2 separate regions of the Mus musculus genome follow, and region 1 is linked to region 2. The links are chromatin loops, found by intact Hi-C in ENCODE. Cell type or tissue: left cerebral cortex. All regions are shown on one strand. Each heading gives the region's core, and the rest is flanking DNA. Links, peaks and the distances in the headings are about the cores only. Region 1 holds the start of Rlim (ring finger protein, LIM domain interacting). Region 2 holds the start of Nexmif (neurite extension and migration factor).

The links. Hi-C counts contacts between places; a loop is a spot of excess contacts. Peaks named below come from ENCODE experiments on the same cell type or tissue, not always from the same donor. Only the 100,000 strongest peaks of a DNase experiment are listed, where the experiment ranks them.
Region 1: a loop joins it to region 2, with 5 times the contacts of the local background. A loop is called at or near these places in 2 of 42 quality-filtered maps.

The regions. Positions count from the first base shown.
Region 1 is chrX:103,976,035-103,986,540 of GRCm38, reverse strand. It overlaps Rlim (ring finger protein, LIM domain interacting), which reads left to right and starts at 5,256. Exons shown (of 5, transcript NM_011276.4): 1 at 5,256-5,478; 2 at 7,207-7,268. In left cerebral cortex, for the core only: no CTCF peak of the experiment used is centred there; DNase peaks (open chromatin) are centred at 5,180, 5,763 and 6,169; H3K4me3 peaks cover 2,116 bases; H3K27ac peaks cover 1,284 bases.
Region 2 is chrX:104,195,861-104,206,366 of GRCm38, reverse strand. Nexmif (neurite extension and migration factor) reads left to right here and starts at 5,183. Exons shown (of 5, transcript NM_001077354.3): 1 at 5,183-5,734. In left cerebral cortex, for the core only: a CTCF peak has its summit at 5,261; DNase peaks (open chromatin) are centred at 5,218, 5,827, 6,641, 7,464 and 2 more places; H3K4me3 peaks cover 3,078 bases; H3K27ac peaks cover 1,841 bases.

The DNA of each region.
Region 1 (10,506 bases), core at 1,378-9,377, 220 kb after region 2:
AACAATATGCACCACAATGAACTTTGCAGAGATAATAGTTCTGAGGGAACTGGCAGTTTTCAATAACAATGCCAGTATAAACAGGACGTTTGACAGGCACGTGCCTATAGTCTCAGTGAAAATGGGCCATTGTGCTGGGAGAAGTAAACAGAATTGTAATGTTTGCCAGGGATGAGGCAAACACACAGCATAGTGTTTTTAAAGCTTTTAGGGCTTGGAATGCCCTCTGCAGGCTTTCTGTGCTCTGTGTGCTTGCCGTTCTAATCTTTCCTTTGTTCTCTTTTATTACAACGTACTAATTGTGCAAAATAACGGGCTTCATTTTGACCTTTTCTTGTTTCATCAACTGTGACATTTTCACAGACAGACAGACGGACACACACACACACACATACACACACACGTTACTTTGATCATATTAATGCCTTCTATACCCTCAAACGAATCACACACGAGTGAGAACTCCTGGGCTGTCAATGGAATCTGCACACATCTTTATAAAATGATGAAACTACATTCTCCCAGGATGCTTCTCTTCCACTATGAGAAGAAGACAGAGTTTGTAACTTCTGTACCCAAAGCCCCAAGGCGTAAGGAAGAGCATTGGCTCCCAGTATTTATTGAATGAATGACTTAATCCAAGGAATAAATGAATGAATAAGAGACTTGAGGATCTGGTTCAGTGACAGAGCTCTTGCTTAGTGTTCATAAGACCATAGACACATTCAGTTTGATCTCTGGTGCCAAAATAAATTAATACTTAATTTATTTGTTTAAATAAAACATTAGTGAATATTTACCTTTGTATCTTTATGCACTTCCTTGGAACGAACTGAAGAAGGCTTTTACAGTTCACTTCTATCTTAACTGTTAGAGTGAACTTCTAAAAGAGCAAGCAGTGGAATGGAAGCACTAAAAACTAAATGGTTTCCTGGGTAAAAGATTTTGGCCAGTGGATTTTTTCTTTTTTTTTTAAGTTTTATTTATTTATTATGTATATGAGTACACTGTAGCTGTCTTCAGACACACACTAGAAGAGCATCAGATCCCATTTTAGATGGTTGTGAGCCACCATGTGGTTGCTGGGAATTGATCTCGGGACCTCTGAAAGAACAGTCAGTGCTCTTAGCCACTGAGCCATCTCTCCAGCCCCCAGATTTTTTCCCATCTACCCATTTATTCAAATAGTTACAGAGTATCTATTACCCTGTCTGCTATCTTCAAAAGAGGCAGTATTTGTTCTCAAGAAGTAGACATGTTATCTACAATGCAAAATGAGTGTTTGTTATGCGAAGTGAAGATGAGGTGACCTGCTGGGGAGAATAAAGCTCTGTTGTGATCTTAACTGCACTGAAACCTGACCAAGGACAGAGTCAAAGGGCGGTGGCGAGAGGGGCACTGGTAGAGCCAGAGGCTGAAGAAGGTCTAGTGTGTGGAATGGCAAGGTAAATATACTGTACTCACTGGGCGTGTCAGAGAGGTCCATGATTGTTACTCAAAAGATTTTTGAACGACATTAGAGGCATTAAGAGAACTAAGTAAATATTCTGAAGCTGCCTTTTCCACAGAACCTTTGGACTGTCTTAAAAACAGCACTTACTTATTATATCTTAAAATAGTGGGGATATTTCTAGAAAGAAAAATGAAGCTTAGAACACACCACAGCTGTAAATGTTATCTCTAAATTTAAATATTATTTTTTAAAAAGAAAAACCAAAATCAAACACATAGCATACATAAAGAGCTTTAAAAAACAAACAAAACAAAAACAAGACAATATTGAATCAGATAACATTGATCTTTCTTTTTAAAAAAAACTAACGATTTTCATTGCTATTAGGAGAAATTCGAAATCTGCAATAAAAACTACATGCTAGCTTGTTGATTCATTTAAAACTATTGATTTGGTGATTGTTAGTATTTTAGGCTGGGGAGATTCTGCTGTGAAGGGGTGGAGCCAAGCGCAGTTCCCATGGTGTTTACTCTCAGAGGGGTAGGAGGCAGCAAGCCGGAAGACTGATAGATTATAAACATACAAATAAAATCAATATACAAGCAAATGGCCCAATTAAATTCTAATGTGTGAAGAAAATAAAACAGAATCTTTGTTGGACAAAACCGTCTAGTGCTTCAGCACCCCAGGCTCCATTTTCTCATCCCAGGGAATGTAAATAAGGCTGTTCAGTCTCTCCCAGTTCTTCCCTCATTTTCCAGAACCACCCTTTCAGGTCTCAGGCACAAATGGCAGCTGTTCTTGGTACTTCCGTTGGTACACTCTTCTCCTATGTTCTTTACGTTAATATTGGTTCAATGACTGTCTTGCCTACAGAGCGGGTCTTGTGATGATAGCTACTGATAGATCTAAACAGTCGTCAGCAGATCACTGAAATGAACTCGAGGAGAGTTTTTCCCCCCAGCTGTTTCATTGTCACGTGAGACACATAAGTAGGCTGAATGGGAACTAAATATTCAATAGTGTTTGCTTGGATGGTTCTAGAGTGTACTCAAATGGCATCATGGGCTGCATGATGTGAATAATTTCCTTAATACCTGAAGCAGCTGTGTGTTTATGAACAAGCATGGGAACATAGGTCTTCGGAAACAGAGGCAAGGTGTGTATTTGGACCATAGAAAGAACAAATGGATAGGAACTCTTTTTCTTTTCTTGTTTTACATTCTTACTGCTTTTACTTACTGAATGAAAAAGACTGTCCTCCTTGCTAAAATCTATTAAATACATGGACACTGTGAAATCTCTAAGACAATACAGAAAAAGATAAAGAAGGTTAAACGGCTAATAATGATTATACTTTACTTGCATGTATGCCCACATAGACTTGTAGGGGTTGGGCATTTAGCTTAGTGGTCAAGTGCATCCCAAGTACATCCTTAGTACTGGGGAAAAACCACAAATCAATCTCTCTCTCTCTCCCTCCCTCCCTCCCCCCAAGGAATGTAGACTTCTATCTAGAGTATAGATATATTTATTTTTTTAAGCTTTGGCCTCTGCTGGCATTCTGGCCCTGAATTCAATCCCTGAGACAGCCCACAAAGTGGGTGGAAAGTAAGAACGTTTGAGCAACATAGCAGGCTCAAACATACACGCAAAAAGTGTAATTTATAAATTAAAACATTCTATATAATGTCTAGTATTTTTTTTAAAGACAGAGTCTCACTCTAGCCCAGGCTGGCCTGGAACACACTAGGTAGCCCAGACTGGCCTTGAATGAGTTACAATCCTGCTTGATCCTCTTAGGTACTTTGATAACAGGCAAACACTGTGGTGCCCAGCTACACTGGGGCTTTTGACACACATTACCAGATTGTCTTTTAAAAGTTACATGACCTTTGAGCAGGGAAGAGTGAAGAAGGTTTGAAATACCAGTACGAATACTTGGGAAGTAGAAGCTTGACTGTAGATTCAAGGCCAGCCTGGGTCTCATAGACAGACTCTCCATTTTAAAATTTAGTCTCACACTTTAATCTCAGGCTGGTCTGGAATTTATTATGTAGCCCAAGTTGGCCTCCAACTCTCAGCAACCCTCCTGTCTCAGCTTCCCCAGTTCTTGGGTTTTTAGTGTGTGTGTGTGTTTTTGGTTTTTGGAGACAGGGTTTCTCTGTGTAGCCCTGGATGTCCTGGAACTCACTCTGTAGACCAGGCTCGAACTCAGAAATCCACCTGCCTCTGCCTCCCAAGTGCTGGGATTAAAGACGTGCGCCACCACTGCCCGGCGTGTTCTTTTTTTTTTTTTTTAAAGATTTATTTATTTTATGTATGTGATTACACTGTCGCGGTCTACAGACACAGCAGATGAGAGCATCGGATCACATGGCAGACGGTTGGGAGCCACCACGTGGTTGCTGAGAATTGAACTCAGCGCCTCTGGAAAAACAGTCTGTGTGCTTAACCGCTGACTCATCTCTCCAGCTCTTTACCGCGTTCTTAACCGGTGAGATAAACTAAGTGCTTTACAGAAAATTACGTAGGTAATGGAGAAGGTTAAATAGAGTGGTCACGGGTTTCTCTAGGAGGTGAGGTGAGGCCTAGACGATCCATGTAAAAAATATGAAAAGAAAAATATTATAGTGTAGTTTATGTGTGTGCCTTTTTTTTGTTTTTTGTTTTTGTTTTTCGAGACAGGGTTTCTCTGTGTAGCCCTGGCTGTCGTAGAACTCACTCAGTATACCAGGCTGGCCTTAAACTTACACAGAGATCTGCCTGCCTCTGCCTCCTGAGTACTGGCGTTAAAGGCGAGCCACCGTCGACCAGCTTCCAGCTTCCAGCCCAGTTTAAGCAACTGATGTAGCAATAAGTTAGGTTCGTTGGAACAACAGTAAAAAAGTTAGTCTACCTGTTCTTTTATCAGAAAACAGAAAAATAGGGTGGGAACACAGAGACGTACTTTAAAACGGGGTGGGGGCGGTTGGGTTCTTATTCCCTTTAACTGAACAATGGGAACTGAAAGGTGTATGGCGCATTCCCTCTGGTCCTTTCTTTAGGCTTTAGCATCCAATAGACGCTTCCTTAACCGCCCTTTTCGAATTCCCCCACTATCACTTTTTCCCATCCATTTACAAATCGCCACACCCTTTTAAAGTACTCTAGTTAGAGCCTCGAGGAGGCCTTCCCCACCACTTTTTAACATTGCAAATTCACTTTTGTCCCCACGTTTTATGCCTCCACCCACTTCCTCACTTTTAATCTCTAGTATTTAGCAACAAATTGTTTTATAAGTGTGTTCACCCTAGATTACCAAATCCCTTAAGGACTGAGAATTCTTGGACTATTTCAACTTAATTTATGGTTCAACTTCCTCAACATCTACAGCTGTGCTTGAGCTACAGTTGGCATTCGATAAATACATGTTGAATAAAAGGTTGGCTGCCGTCTACACTAGTCTGGACTGTATGGATCAATGCCAGTTACACCGATACTACATTCTTGTTCTCTGTGAAGGGCTTCAAGCGGCCCGACTGTGACGTCCTTCAGCTTTCAAAATGGGAAAGCGAAGGTTCCCACAATTCTCAGAACGCGAATTTCTCGCTACAACTCAAAATGGCGAAGGAGGGTGGGGCCTGTCACATGGTGGGCGTCCCAGTAGCATTTTTTTCCCGACCCGCCGCCCGTCTGGGCGGGTAGTCTGTCCGGCCCCTCCTCTGCCCACCAGGCCTTTTCGAGGGCTCAACTGGGATTGGCTGGCCAGCAGTCTGGGCGGGGGCCTGTGAAGCTGGGAGCGCAGCATCACTTCCTGTTGTGGGCAGTCATTTCCTGTCAGTGCTAGGTAACAATGGGGAAGATAATGGCTGATTGAGCTACGTCTCCGAGCTGGCGCTGTTCTAGAGGCGGGTCTCTTGCCCGGGTTTAGAGGCGGGTTAGAACGCGGCGGCAGCGGCAGCACAGTAGCGCAGCGGAGGTCCCAGTGGCGGCGGCGGAGCCCAGTTGAGTTCCCTCCTGGCCGAAACACCGTGTAAGTGAAGGTACGGGCACCCCGAGAAATGGGATGTCGGACTGGAGGCAGGCAGGGGCCGCGGCCCTCAAAATGGCCCGAGTTGGCCAGCCGCGGCCGAGACACCCACTACGGCCTCCGGACCTGGGCTCCCGGCTGTGGGGGGCTCCGTGGCGTAGTCGCCGCTGCCATTTTAGTTGGGTGGCGTGTGTCGGCCCCGCTCGTGGAAGAAGGGGAAGGAGTCGGGCAGGACTTCCTCTCCCAGGCCGTGGAGTCGGGGCCCGGCCCTCCCGAGCTAAGAACGAACGCCGGGGAGGCGATCCTGGACTCCGGGCCTCAGGCGTGAGGATGGCTCCAGTGCTTCTTACTAAGAGGTTCCCCCCACCCCCCATCGTCGTCGCCCCGCGTTGCGTATCGGGCTAGGGTTTGGGGAAGTGGGGTGGAGGTGCTCTTAATTCGGATGTTGGGAACTCTTGAACCTTCAGATTTTCACAGGATTCGCAGAGCCTCATTTTGAACGCTTCTGTAGGGCATGACCAGTTTGTTAACCTCTGGGGCTACGGTGACAGTCTTCCGGGAGGATCGGAGACAAACGTGGTTTGCTTCCCTGCACCTTTAGCCCTAAGTGTATCCTTGGCCAGATTTTACTAGAAGGGTTTTCCTCCTCACAAGAAAAAAAAAATTAAAAAAACGGAGGGAAAAGACGTTGCGGGTTGTTTTCCCTGGTAAGTGTGGGAATTGAGCCAGACTATTTTCAAGTTAATTTCCGTGTGATCTGCCAGCAGCCCTACCCCTCCCCCACTCAGAAAAAAACCCCTAAGGGTCTCTGCTTCTGCGGGCGGGCGGTACCTGCCACGTACGCCATAGCTTAGTAACTAGTATTAACCGGTTGGGCTTCTGCTTCCTGAATACTCAGTCCCTTTCCCCCTTCTGCTGATTAATTTCAAGATGGAGGAGACAGCCACGTTCTTTTCCTGGACAGTTTCACCATACTTATTCCACAGGTTCGTTTGGCATCTGAGGCCTAGGAGACTAGTTATTTAGGTCATTTTTTTCCTCTTTTGGAGGGGAAAGGGATTTTATATCAGATTCTCATGGGCTCCTGGCAGGCCCCACTGTATATATGTTTTTTTTTCCTAGAAATAAGTTGCTTACATTTCTTGACTTGTAATTAGCCACCGTGCGTTTGAATGATTGAAGACAGAAAGAATAGGAAGTGTAGTCCTAATCATTTCTTTGATTCTTTATAATTAGGAGGCAGGCACAATTACAGGTCCACCTTTTCCTCAAATCAGTTTCTGAAATACAGGTTAAGGATCTAAAAGGACCAACCCAAGCACCCTTTAAGATAACTATTTAAGGGCAAACAATCATGCTGAAAAGGTCACAAATATCTCTTAGCTTAAAATGTCCTGATGATTTTTATTATTTTAATTTCTGCCTTAGGCTACTGTGGTATGCCAAATAAGTTCTTGAAAGTGGCTCGTAGAACTTGAAAATAATTATTAGTCTGATAAGGAAAAGCCTATTTTAAACAAGCTAATATTAAAAGGTAGATTGCCTCTTGGCCTTTAAAGGAAATCTTTTATCTAACTCCTGGTTCCTTCTGACCTTGGTTGTCCAAATATACTAATACTAACATTAAGTTAGGTTGGGTTATGATATATATAACCAAAATGTGTTTTTAAGAATTTGTTGTATTTCAAAGAAAATACGGATTTTGTAATAGGAAGAATAATGAATGCTTTTTTTTTTCTAGAGCTGAGTGAAGAAGACTAAAATCCAGTTTATTGGATTTCAATACTATGTCCTAAAAGACAGGTAATTATTTTTGTGTTGTCTCCTGGTGATTTATAATAATAGAATGCATTTTACAAATATACGTTCTATTCTACAGTCATGTGGTTGGATGGATTCATTGGTGTTGGCTATTCATAATGGGTACTTTCTACTGTGAATTCAAAGGGTACCTTTTCAGTACCTGAAAGTGCTTTATCTGTGGCATCTGTCTGCCTGCCTGTCTGTCTATCTATCTATCTATCTATCTATCATGCTCTTTTTCAAGACAGTCTCTCTTTGTAATCCTGGAACTAGTTCTATAGATCGGCAGGCCTGGAACTTAGAGATCCACTTGGTCTGCCTCCTGAGTGCTAAGATTAGAGGTGTGCGCTGAAAGAAAGAAAAAAGTATGCTGTTTTTAAGATGTTGTTAGAGACCTGGGTATAAGAAGTTGTTTTTAAATGTTCAGTGAATAAATGAAATAGCAATAGAATATGTGTTACTTTCTGTGCCATAATTTTCTTTTCCTCTTCAAGATTCAAGAAGTCATGTTGGTATGTATTACTCTAATTGGAATTAATTTTTTCATTATTATTAACATTGTAAGATAAATATATAAATTACTTGTGCTAACCAGTACACTTAATAAGAAAGCAAATGCAAACTTAGATTGTCCTAAGCCAACTGGTTATGGTTTTGAAGCACTTATTTTATCTCAGGTCTGTCTCAACACTGAAGGCACCAAACTCACCTCTATACCTGTTGGTTCTCCAGTTACCAGAAAGCTAGTGGAAATTAAAAGCGATAATCTGTAAGTTATCTTGTATCCGAAAACTATAAATTCTAAAGTAATTTGCCTCAGTGGATCAGGTGAGAGGGGAGAGTTATCAACCAGTATACACTATTTGGGTGGTTTGCTATAGAGTTTCTATTTCATCTAGTAATATTCTTGGTGTAAGTTGAGAAATTTACTTAAAAGAAAAGTCAGTGCCATGGTGGCCCACATCTGGAATCCTGACAGTTGGAGGACCAGACACAGGAAGATCATCACAACTTGAGCCCACCAGATCTAGATAGTGAATTCCAGACAAGATAGTAAAATCTTGTTTCAAAAAAAAATAATCAGGAGTCTTTTTAAAGAAACAGCTTAATAACAAATTCTTTAGAAATGATAGGCTGAGCTGGGCAGTGGTGGCACGCATCTTTAATCCCAGCACTTAGGAGGCAGAGGCAGGAGGATTTCTGAGTTCAAGGCCAACCTGGTCTACAGAGTGAGTTCCAGGACAGCCAGGGCTACACAAAGAAACTGTCTCGAAAAACCAGAAAAAAAAAAAAGTTAGGCTGATATTTTTCAGTTGATTAACATTGTAATAAGGCTTTCAGGAAGAGGAGACGAGTGGAGCATTTGCATTTATAAAATTGCATTCCATGTACTTTTTCCATAATCCTAAAGGACTGGGAAATAGAACTACCTCTTGGACTAGCATCCTGTTCCTTTGATTTACTCTAGAGTGGGTAACATAAAAAAGTAAAAAAAATAAATAAATAAGGTTCTGGACTTTGAAGTCACTGTCTAGGAAGAGGCCATTCTGTTTTGTAGGTATACTTATCTAACATGGAGATTTCTAAATCCTTGGGGCCCAGTTAATACAGTACTTTGAAGTTTTGATAACCAATGCTCAGACAGTAATAGTTGCATTGTTTTTTCCTTCATCATTTATTTCACCTTTGAATAGGGATATTTCCTAGATAGTATATAAAGCAGTTCATCTTTCCTCCTTCAGTTAACTGAGGTGTTTTTCAAAGATGGTTATCTTGTTTATGGGTGTATATGGTTTTGAACATAGTATTTTCCACCTGAAATTTGTAATTGTCAATTTCACTCTAGATTTTCTCATATTAAACTTGAGATTTTTATTCCATTAATTACAGCAGCACCAATAGATGTGTGGAACAAATATCTGTAGTAGACAGCAGCATAATTGTCTGTCTGCATGTGCTTAAGGTAGGTTAATGGTAATAACTGCACATCTATAGATTACTGTTTGTGACCTGTGGCAGTCTAAAGGAGTCTGATGGGAATGATTCTTTCTGGTTAGGGAGATATACTAGTTTGATGATAACTTAGGTGCAGGTATAAAAGGTTCTTATTAGTGTATGAGTCAGGGTTAAAGGCCCACACATGATTTCTGTGTAGCAACAGTACCTCAGGAAGGATAGAGTTATCATGTTTGATCTTAAAGACTTGTTTTCCTCAACTAAAATGAATTTGTTGGTATAGGTGATAGGCCAGTCCTTTTTTGGCTGTGTTTTTTTTTTATTTATTTTTATTTTTTAAAGATTATTTGTTATATTCAGTACACTGTAGCTGTCTTCAGACTTACCAGAAGAGGGCGTCAGATCCCATTACGATGGTTGTGAGCCACCATGTGGTTGCTGGGATTTGAATTCAGGACTTTCGAAGAGCAGTCAGTGCTCTTAACCCACTGAGCCATCTCGCCAGCCCCCTATTTTTAATTTTTTTTAAGGCAAGGTTTCTTCTGTAGTACAAGCTGTCCTGGAGCTAATTATATAACAACCTCATGGAAATCTTCCTGTCTCATCTTCTGAGTATTTTGGGAAAATATTTTTGTTTTGTTTTGTTTTGCTTTGCTTTGCTTTTTGATAAGATTTGTTGTGTAGCCCAGGCCATCCTTGAACTCCTGATCTTCCTACCTTGGGCTTTTACACTGCTAGAATTAACAGGAGTGTTTCAGAGGCCCAGCTTGATAAGGACTCTTCAATCTTGAAGTAGTACTGTGGTTACTGACTGCTGTCAGCTGGAGATGGAGTGTCATCAGAGTGGCTTCCCACTAACCTGATCCTATACATTGGTAGCATAGCGCAGTTTTGTCCTTTATTATATTTACTCTGTAGTTATTTCAATTGTTTTAGAGACTTGTAGGTGGAATTGTGGACTATAAGTCTAGTACTCCTCTGCAAAGAGCTTGGGCATGAGGGACATTGCCGAATCTGTTTTGGATTTCTCAACTACCCTTTCAAGAGGTAAAGATAGGAAATGACAAGAAAAGCTAAGTGTGCATTACTGTTTGGGTAATAGGTAATCTCTCCTTAATATGGTGTCTTACGAGTGTTGAGTGCACTATATATGCTGCTAGCATGCTGCTGGAAATTTATGAACAAATTGTGTGCATGGTGAGCAGAATCTTCCCATAAATAAATGCAGTAACACAACTCTGTTCTGTTTTTTTTCAATTCAATGTATTTGTATTAAGTATTT
Region 2 (10,506 bases), core at 1,329-9,328:
CTGCCACCTCTTTAGTCTTAAAAAACATGGAGAGTTATGAATAGTGCAAAGACTGGCCTGATATGAGAGCCACCCTAGACAAAGCAAAGAACATGGTGAAAACCCACCCAGTGTCTTTATATTATTTCTGTTGTGTTAGGCACTGTGCTTTGACATGAGCATTGAAATTGAAGTGCTTGTTCTCCTCTCCCAAAAGGAATAGTTTAGAAAGGGAAGAAGAAACACAAGCAATGTTAATATCCCATGTAATTGTACAGATTAAGGTAAACACAGATGTTATATAAGCCCACAGGAGGATACCCAGGCTAGTCTATAGACAGGGATGGGGTCTCAGAAGTTTGCTTGGAGTAACAACATTTAAATCTATGCCAAGATCATTGAAACTACTGAGCAAAAATTAGCATATTAGTTGCTTTTCTCACCACTGTGACCAATACCTTATTAAAAAAAAAAAACAACTCAGGGAAAGAAGATTGGCTCACATTTAAGGGTACACTCTCCATCACAGTGGGGAATGTATAAGAAAAAGATTATAAAGCTTTTAGTCACATTGTGTCTATAGTTAGAAAGCAGAGAGTGATGAATGCAAGTAGCCTGCATCCTTTCTCTTTTTTTCTCTTTTTACTCATCCAGAGACTCCAGGCCATGGTATGGTGATGTCCACATTCAGAGTGGGCGTTTTTCTCAGTGAAACTTGTTTGGATTACACTTATAGAATATGCACACATGTATGTCCCAGGTGAATGTAAATCCAGTCAAGTCGACAATCAAAATTAGCCATCATCACTAGCTATTATTAATATAATAATATCTACTTCCCCTGCTCTCAAAGAGCTCACAGTCTATCACAGGAGAAAGTATCAACGCAGATGCATAATCATATAATTCATGCTATGATTGACTGTTGGAGAAAATAGACAGAAAAGAGCTCACATTTAATGAAGGCTGCCTATGTGTCAAGCATTTTTCTAAAGACTATGTAGTCCTTAGAATATATATTTATAAATAATTTTATAATACAAATGTACAGTAGATGATATATAACAGATTATATCATATGATTGTATATTTACATTCAGCTCCCATAACAATTTATATTTACTCTCATTTTCCTCAATCACAGATGAAGAATTGAGGTACAGAGAGGTGAAAAAAAACTCACTTAAAACTACAAAGCTAATGGATGGCGTTAAGATGTCACAAGTGAGAAAGAAGCAGAAGCTTCTAACATCTTTTTTATTTGTTTACTTTGGTTCTAGGGATTGAACCTAGGGATTGTTCTAGGGATTGAACCTAGGGATTGAACCTAGGGCTCCGTGTATGGGAGGCACATACAACCTCTGGTCTATATCTCAATAATTTTCTTTTTTCTTTTTTTGTTTTTTCTAGACAGGGTTTCTCTGTATAGCCCTGGCTGTCCTGGAACTCACTTTGTAGACCAGGCTGGCCTCAAACTCAGATATCCACCTGCCTCTGCCTCCCAAGTGCTGGGATTAAAGGCGTGTGCCACCACGCCCGGCTTCCCAATAATTTTCTATATCAATAATTTCCCCATACTGTGGCTGAAGCAGGTTTTCAACTTTTGATCTTCCCACCATAGCCTTCCAAGTATCTGAGATTATAAGCCTGTGCCGTGAGATCCAGCTTGCCTCTGGCACTCATAGGCAAACCAAGATTTTCTGTTGGACAAAACAACCTTTAAAAATACCAACATCAGATGAAGTTCCTCTGAGAACATGATAAAGACAGACAAAACAAGACTGGCTCATAGTGTTGTCTAACCATAGACAAAAGGTCATTGTACCACCCATAGAAACCTTGTTTTCACTTTAGTTTGACCTCTATATAGATAAGACTTATTAAAATGGCATTTCATACATATCCCTTCCTTTATGACTGTATTTAACATGGAGCAGAACTCCACTTTCCTTAGACCTCTGTCCTAAATTGTCCTGCTTGACCAAATCTCAAATTGTATAATAAACCCTTTATTCCATCTCTTTACTGTTACCCCATGATTACTTATTACATTAGCTTGCTTGGGGTGCCATAACAAAATGAGAGTGGCTTAAACAAAAAAAAAAAAAAAAACAAAAAACAAAACTGTTTTCTCACATTTCTGAAGATTATACTGGCAGGAGCCTGATGTGGCTGTCTCCTGAGAGGATCTGCCAAAGCCTGACATAATATAGAGGCGGATGCTCGCAGCCAACCATTGAACTGATCACGGGGTCCCCAATGTTGGAGTTAGAGAAAGGACTGAAGGAGCTGACGGAGTTTGCAGCCCCATAGGAGGAACAACAATATCAACCAGCCAGACTCCGCCCCCCCCAAAAGCTCCCAGGGACTAAACCACCAACCAAAGAGTACACATGGAGGGACCCATGGCTCCAGTTGCATATGTAGCAGAGAATAGCCTTGTTGGACATCAATGTGAGGGAAAGCCCTTGGTCCTGTGAAAGCTTGATGCCCCGGTGTAGGGGAATGCCAGGGTGAGGAGGTGGGAGTGGGTGGGTGGGGGAGCACCCTCTTAGAAGCAGGGGGAGGGGGATGGAATAGGGGGTTTCTGGGAGGGGAATTGGGAGAGAGGATAACATTTGAAATGTAAATAAATATCCAATAAAAAAATCTGAAAGCAAGCTGTTGACAGGTTTGCTTTCTCCTAAGGCCTCTTTAGCTAGCAGATGACTGACTTCTAATGGTGTCCCACATGTTCTTTTCCCCAGTGTGTGAGCTCCTGGTGTCTCTGTGTGTGCCTAAATGTCCTCTTCTTAAGTACACTAGGAAGACTGGATTGCAGCCCACACTTTGGCCATATTTTAACTTAATCACTTCTTTAACTATTCTATTTCAAAAGTAGCCACAGCCTGAGATCCGGAGGGTTAGAACGTCAGCACAGTACTGGGGTGGGACACAGTTCATTCATAAGTAGACTTATGATGTATGTTCTCCTTCACTGTAACTAGTAACACACTGAAACTGTTTCATTATAATGTGTGTTCCTTGCTGTCTTTGAGTGGAGACACTGACAAAATAATAACTGATAGCTAATAAACGACCTTTATACATTCATTTTGTGTGTGCCTGTGTGGGGGCATGTACTTGTACATACTATGGCACGTGTGCAAAATCAACAGCCACTTCTGGATGTTGATTTTCTTCTTCTACCATGTGGGAGCCTCAGGGGGATGTTGGAGCATCAGAATTGAAGCATCTGCTTTTTATCCAGTAAGCCATCGCACTGGCTGGCAACTAACTTTCAAAAAGAATAACAGCATATGTGGTTAGCCAAGGTGAAATCAAATGGCAAAGAGCAATTCATTCTGGCAATTGAAATCCAGCCATACATGGTGGCATTTTTATATGCTTGACATTTGTTTCTGCACTTGAGGGTGGATGTCAAATTTTATTTTATTTTTTATTTATCTCATTGGCCTAAAAGAGGCAAGTGTACTTGCACAGTAAGCAAGGTACATAAAGCACTATTCCTCTTTTCAAGATGTGCATATTTTGTCAGGGTTCAATATTCTAACCTGTAAAATGGAAGTAATAAAAATGTGTTTATTATGAGGATTAAACAAAAGAATTGGTGTAGGTTGCTCACCATAGTGGTTGTCACACAGGTAAACACTCAGGAAGTTTGGATTCTTTGAGAAATGAGCCATTATTGAAGGATGAGTTTCTGTAATATAAGAGGGGACTGACAAGGAGTATTCCAAGAAGGTGAAATGGTAGGTGGCCTTTAGCTAAACCTCCCTGAAAACACACCCAGAAGTGTGTCCCCTAGGTGAGTGTAAGTTTTAAAAACCTGCCCCCACCCCACACAGACACTCCATGGCAAGAGGATGAAAGAGTCAGGACTGCGTTCCTTTAACTTAAACCCGACCCCTGTATCTTTTACTTTGCCTTGAAAAATCTCTCCCCCTACCCTCCTGACCCATACACATTATCCATGTCTGTGCTGTTTCTGGGGAGGGGTTAGGTGACAGGCTAGAGGCCCTGGGAAGGGTTAGAGGACTTACACACTGCAGATCTCGAAGTCTGACCTTAGAAAATGAGGCTGTAGGGTGGAAACAGAGAAATCTGAAATTGAGCTCTCCATGACTGGGAAGCTGGGTTGTGGCAAGGACTTGCTGGAGCAAGTGCACACAAAGTAGCTAGCTTTATTCTCTCCGCTCTAGCGTCAACACTTAATCGTTCTCCCTGGTTTCTAGTGGCACTGACCGTGGCTCTCAGGCCCCAACCCTACACCCTGGGCTTCATTGAATACTACGTGTTCCCCGGTGGGTCGCTTTCCATTCCTGTACTGTTGATTCCCAGGGCGTCAAAAGGGAAATGACCACCTAAGGAATTTTCCTGTGACAGCAGTCAGATCCCATTTCCTTCCCGGCCATATTCAGAATCCCTTTTTCTCTCCTTCACTTCCTAAAAAAACTCATCCCTTTCCAATTCTCTGCCTTGTTACAACCCTTCCAGCACAATCCACCTTCCCGGGGCTTGGGGCCTGAAGTTAAGGGTAGGTTGGATGGATAGAGGCTTAATACATGGAGCCATTCAGATATTCTTCCTGAAACTTCAGAGCGCCCCTCTCTGAACACATAACTGCCTTCAAAGGCGTGGGAGAGTGGTGTCCGGCTGCGTGTCTGCTAGGGGAAGAACAAGCCAGCAGCGCCGTGGACTGGGCGGGCTGCGAGAATGTGAGTGGGGGGCGGGGTGGGGGTGGGGAAGGGGGGTGCGCGCCCTTTATGACAGGTGGCCGCGCAGTGCGCGCTCCCGGACGTCTGAGGGGACCGCCGGGAGGGACAGACAGACAGACAGGGTGGGAGGGGGCACACACGAGGAAGGGACCGCAGAGAGGGTAAGGAAAGAGAGAGCAAGATAGGGAGGGCTGTGGTGGGGAAGGAGGATAGGGAGGGGAACGCGTCCAACAAGAACTGCTGTGTTGGAGGAAACAATGGCAGGGGCAATAGCGATGGTGGCAGCCGAGGCAGCCCCACTCTGGGCACCTTTCTGAATGGGCAGAGGCAGCTCTGGAAGCAGAAGAGAGCAGGCAGAGCCCGCAGAGGCTCTGAGCCAAGCAGCCCAGGGAGGAGAAGGGGGAGGAGGAGGAGGAAGAGGAGGAGGAGGAGAAAGGGGGGAGGAGGGGGCCGAGGCAGGGGGGGAGAACCCGGGAAGGAAAACCAGTAGCATCAGCAGCAGCAGCCACCGCCGCCGCCACCACCACAGCAGTGGCAGTAGCGGCAGTGGCAGCGTTTAGCAGTAGTGTTCCCAGCGCTAGCGGCAGTCGCAACCGCCCTCCGCGTCTCCGTCTCGCGGACAGCCGCAGCCACCGCGTGCAGAGCGGGCTCCGGGCACCGCCGCGCGCAGCCGGCGAGCCGGGCAGTGCTGGCGCGGGCGAGCGGCGCGGTGAGAGGAGCGCTGTCCTGGGAGCCGGCGGGCGGCTGTGGAGCCTCTGAGTTTCGGCGCCCGAGCCCGACAGCTCTGCCTCCATCTAGTGCGGCGGCTGCGGCGGAGCCAGAGTGAGCGAGCGGAGCGAGGCGCGTCCACCTGGCGGGCCCCGCGCATGGAGCAGAGGCAGAGGAGACGGCAGTGAGCGGGAGCAGCGGCGGCAGCTCTAGCAGCTCCGGCGACGGCGACGGCGGCGGCAGCCCAGCCTTGACTGCGACCGTCCCAGCTCGGGACGCCGGCAGCAAGGACCCACCAGCGACGTGCGCCTCGGGAGGCGGCCTGCGAGGTGAGTCTGAGCGCTGCCATGCAGCCTCCCCCATCCCCCCCGGGCCTTCTCCCTGGCTCCCCGGGCCGGCTGGAGCCGGCGGGCGGCAGCTGGGGGTGGGGGTGGCGGCTGCGAGGAACCGAGGGCTAGCCGAGCGAGGAGCCGAGCAAGGGATGCCGGCGGGGAGAGCGTGTGTGTGTGTGTGTGTGTGTGTGTGTGCGCGCGCGTGCGTGTGAGTGTGTGTGAGTGGGAGAGTGTGCGAATGGCGTGCGGGTGCTGTCTGTGTGCGGGAGGCAGCGAGGCCGCCGGGGCGAGGGAGCCTGGCTCGCCCGCCGCTGCCGCCGCCGCTGCCGCCGCCGCCGCCGCCGAGCGTGCGCTGCAATCTAGGAAAGGCCTGTGTGCCGCCGCCGGGGGAGGGGGAGGGGAAGGGAGCGGGCCGGAGCCGCCGCCACTGCCGCCGCCGCTCACACACGCCTGCCTGCCGCAGGGCAGCGGCCGCTAGCCGCCTGCCACCTCCCATCGGTTCGGTGACCCCGGGGGAACCTCGGGCGTCTGGGGAAAGTGGCACGGCCCGAGGCACGCGTCCGAGGGAGCGGGAAAACGTAGGCACGCGGCGGGCGCCGGCTGGCGTCCCGGCCGAAGCTGCAGAGGTGCGAAGGCGCCGCTGGCCGCCGTACGGACGCCTCCCCCGCCCGAGGCTCCCGCGCGCCCCAGGCGCCTCTGGCCACCCCGCGGTGGCACGGGCGGCTCGCAGCACCCGCTCCAAGCAGCCGCCGCTGGCGACCGACGAGAAGTTAGGGGCCCGAGCGAGCCTCGCCCAGGCTTGTCACCTTTGCAGGAAATTGGCCCGCTGCCCTTTCCCGCTCTCCCTTGCCGTCAGATTGACGCTTTCCTCCGGGACTCCTGGAGCTCGTCGCTGCTGCGCCTGCAGGGACACTGCTGCGGCTCGATCTTATCCAGCCCTGCGGGCTCAGAGGCCGTGGGGCGGCCCCGCTCCCCGAAAGTGTGCAGACCGCGCTGTTCAGCTGAGGAATCCAGTGGTTTCAGCATGACTGCTCCTGTCTCATTAGTGAGACACCGAACCACGGGCGCAAGGCTTTTAGTCTTTTTCTGAAGTTAAAAAAAAAAAAAAAATCAGTTGACATTCCCATTTTGACACCAGCACTTCAGATTTTTGTCCAGCTTCTGGTAGCATTTTGGAATGACCAAGTCTCATATTTTGCTTCTGGGCTTTGGCTTCCAACATGTTGTTAAATTCTAGGCGCAACAGCATACTTAACTGTGTGGCTTTTTCTAACGTTTCATTTTGTAGACTTGTCTGAGAATACACAATAGTGTGTGGGGTTGGCAGGACTTTTTTTTAAGTATCTTTATAAAATACTTTAGCGCTGGGATTTAAAAAACTGTTTTAATTGAAGAAGCAGAGTGTGCTTATAGTTCTGGAATATTTTGCTTGCTGAGTAAAAGGTGCTCTAATGGTTTCCTCTGAACTGCAAGAGACCATTTGGGACTTGCGGGGTGAGTCGCACATCTTTATGCATGGATAGAATGACCAAACATTTTATTTACAGCAGTGATGTTCTCATAGCTGAGGAGATTTTACACTTATTAAAAAATATTTTTAGAAAGGAACAAAAAAAAAACCTTAAGAAACTGTCATTTTACATATTAACTAGAAAACCGGCTAATCAAATAAAACTGGCTGAGTGTCTGAAACTCTATCCCAGTGAAATATGTGGCTGTGAATATAATTAACCATCTGTCTAGTGAGCAATTTAAATTTGGGCTGGTACATTTTTATTACAGTCTCTAATTTCTGGAAGACTTGTACATTTTACCCAGCACTAACAACAGAAGCGTATTTGCTTACTAGGTCAGAAATGTACTTGTGTGGTGGTGGGATTTCCCTCTATCCCCACCCTTACATCTTATGTAGTCTCTATACTCTTACATCTTACATAGTCTCCATACTCCTTGACCAGGGAGGTCAAATAAACCTCGGGCTTTTTTGCAAGCAACATATTTACAATAGGGGAATTCAAAGCCCCTCTGGCAGCTAGTGATTAGACATTTTGTTGTTGTTTCTTGGAAATACTTAGCAAAAATTGTCTCCCACAGAACCTAGATAGATTGCATGTATTTGAGTTGAAAAGACATAATTTTTGTGTGTGTGCCCATGTGTTCAAATAGGGTGGGGTGATTCAAGAAAATTTGTAAGACTTGAAATTTGATTTCATTTACTTTGTCTTTTTCTACTTAATTCTTTGTAGAGCACACCCCCCAGCTTGTCTTCCTGTCTCCATACCCCTATGCCCCACAGAACTAGGCTAAGAAAAATCACACTCTTGTCCCTTTAGCCAGTTTTTTTTTTACTTCAATAGTACCAGATCTGTGATTATTAACAATATGTCAAGAAACTAACTTTTTTTGAAGACCAAACATTCAAAATATCAAAACATAAAATATTGTGCACATTTAAATTCTTCCTGTGGTATGATTTTTAACTTGAAAGTAATTACTTGAAAAAAAACTGAAAAGAGTTTAGGGAAAAGATTAGATTTCACAGACTCCAACCAAATAGCTATTGTTAACATAATTAAAAAGAACCACTGATTGTGCAGCAAGCCAGAGAAAGCCATTTAAAAGAAAATACTTTTAAAACAAATATTTGCCTAAATTACAGCTCGGATAAATGGGTAACAATTATATAAGCACATGGCAGAATTTGACATATGTCAAGTCTGTTAAATAAATCAGTCTGTTCAATGAATAAATCTTCGATGCATCAATGTTTTTTTAACACACACATACACACATGCAGGCACACGTGCAAACCTGTAATATCCCTGTTGCCAAAGTCAAACAACTGCAGAACACTGCTGCTTTCTGTTTTACTCACTGTCTTTCTCCTGTCTTTTTCTTTTTCTTTTCTTTTCTTTTCTTTTCTTTTCTTTTCTTTTCTTTTTTTTTACAATCTGATTACCTGTAAGCTGCCCAGAGAGCAAAGCGAACTAAAGATGTGCTGTTGATTCCCTTTGCTTGTGTTTACGGAGGTAGAAGAGAGAAAGAAAAAGCTCTAACAGCCGGATTTAAAACACTCAAAGACGTGCTCATGGCACTCTAACACAATCACTGTGGAGGTTCTAGTCTCACTGAAGTATTTGCTTAGGGGAGGGACTGTCTTAACCAAAGAAGCATTTATTGCAGTTTCTCTGCTCCTAAATCCAGTTCTAGAGATTTTTTTCTTCTGCAAGCCCCTTCCATTGTAGTAAGAGGAGATTCTAGTTGGCCTTTGACTGTTATATGTAAACTTTTTATGTGTTAGTATACCCGTGGTCAAAATGTTCCTGCTGGCAGTAAGCAAAAGAAGATAGAAGGGTCAAACAAGTGATACAGAGGAGACTGATTCACTGAGAAGCAGGTCATTTTTGGCTTCATTGTTTTTCCCATGTTGGAGGATTTCAGATTTAAACTTTATATTTTCCTTTATTATTTTACTTCCTCTGAAGAGTCGAGCTCCCTAGTTAATAGTTCCTCACCAGAGCACCCTTTCAAATCCAAGGTCATAAGGTTGGACATAAAGAACTTAAGCTGGTTGTCCAGGACGCTTTGAGAACAAAACAAAGAGCCATGACAGGAGCACTTCAGGTGACCTTTAAGTTTGTACCTTCACTGCTATCCAGAAAATGTATTTTGAGGCAGACATGAAACAACATCGGCCTCCTGCCACAGTAAGCATATCACAATTTAGGGAAGGAGGCAGTTCAGGGAAGCTGCCTTTTTGAGGCCTGCTCCAGGTAGAGGCAAGGATCTTTTGTCTCTTCCCTCTGTCCTGAATAGTGATTCACAGACTTTGGCTATGGAATGTGCTCCCTTTTTCTTGTAAATGCTATGATCTAATGTCTTTCCTTGTTCTCCAGCCGGAAAGGATTTCTAGCGTTTGTTTTGCTTTTGTTGTGTTCTGTTCCAAGCTTTTTCCCCTTTTCCCCCCGGAGCTGAAGATGGAGCACAGGGCCTTGGACACGCTAGAGAAGAGCTCTACCTTGGAGCTACATTTCCAGCCATGAGTGTTTTTTGCTTTTGTTTTTCATTTTTAGACAGGGTCTTGTGTGTAGCCCAGGCTACTTTTGGATTTGTGATCCTCATACGTCCACCTCCCGAGTACTGGCATTACATACAATGTTCCAAAAACCCCTGGCAGAATTCTTAAGAGCATCCACAACGCACACAATTTTTTTTCCAAAATGGCGTGTCTATAGATCATCTTATTTCTCTCCAGTAAGATGACTTTGATTTAAGCAATTATGTACCATTTTCCTCAAGTGTCCCCAAATCCTATGAAAACTATCAGTTTCATTCTCCCATTGTTTTTTTCAAGTGTCCCACAAACTAGCTGGAGAAAGAAGCTTCTGCTGTCTATCTGCAGATTATCTAAAGGCTGGAGAACAAGATTTGTACACTGCATCTAAACATAGGAATTTTGACCCACCCTCCATCAAGAACAAGCATAAACCCAGATGTGGTATAATCCCCCACACAAGAGGCTGAGAGGCAAGAAGATCCTGAGCTTGAGGTCAACCTTGGAAACAGAGAGTTCGAGGAAATCTTGGGATGTGTAGTGAGACCCTGTCTTGTTTCAGAGACGGGCTGCATAAAACTCCATGTTCAATCCTTAGTGCCACCTAAACTGGATGTGGAGCTATGATCCCAGCATTCAAGAAGAAAAGGTAGGAAGACAAGAAGTTTAAAGTCATCCTCAACTAGATAGCAAACTTGAGACCAGCCTGGGATAC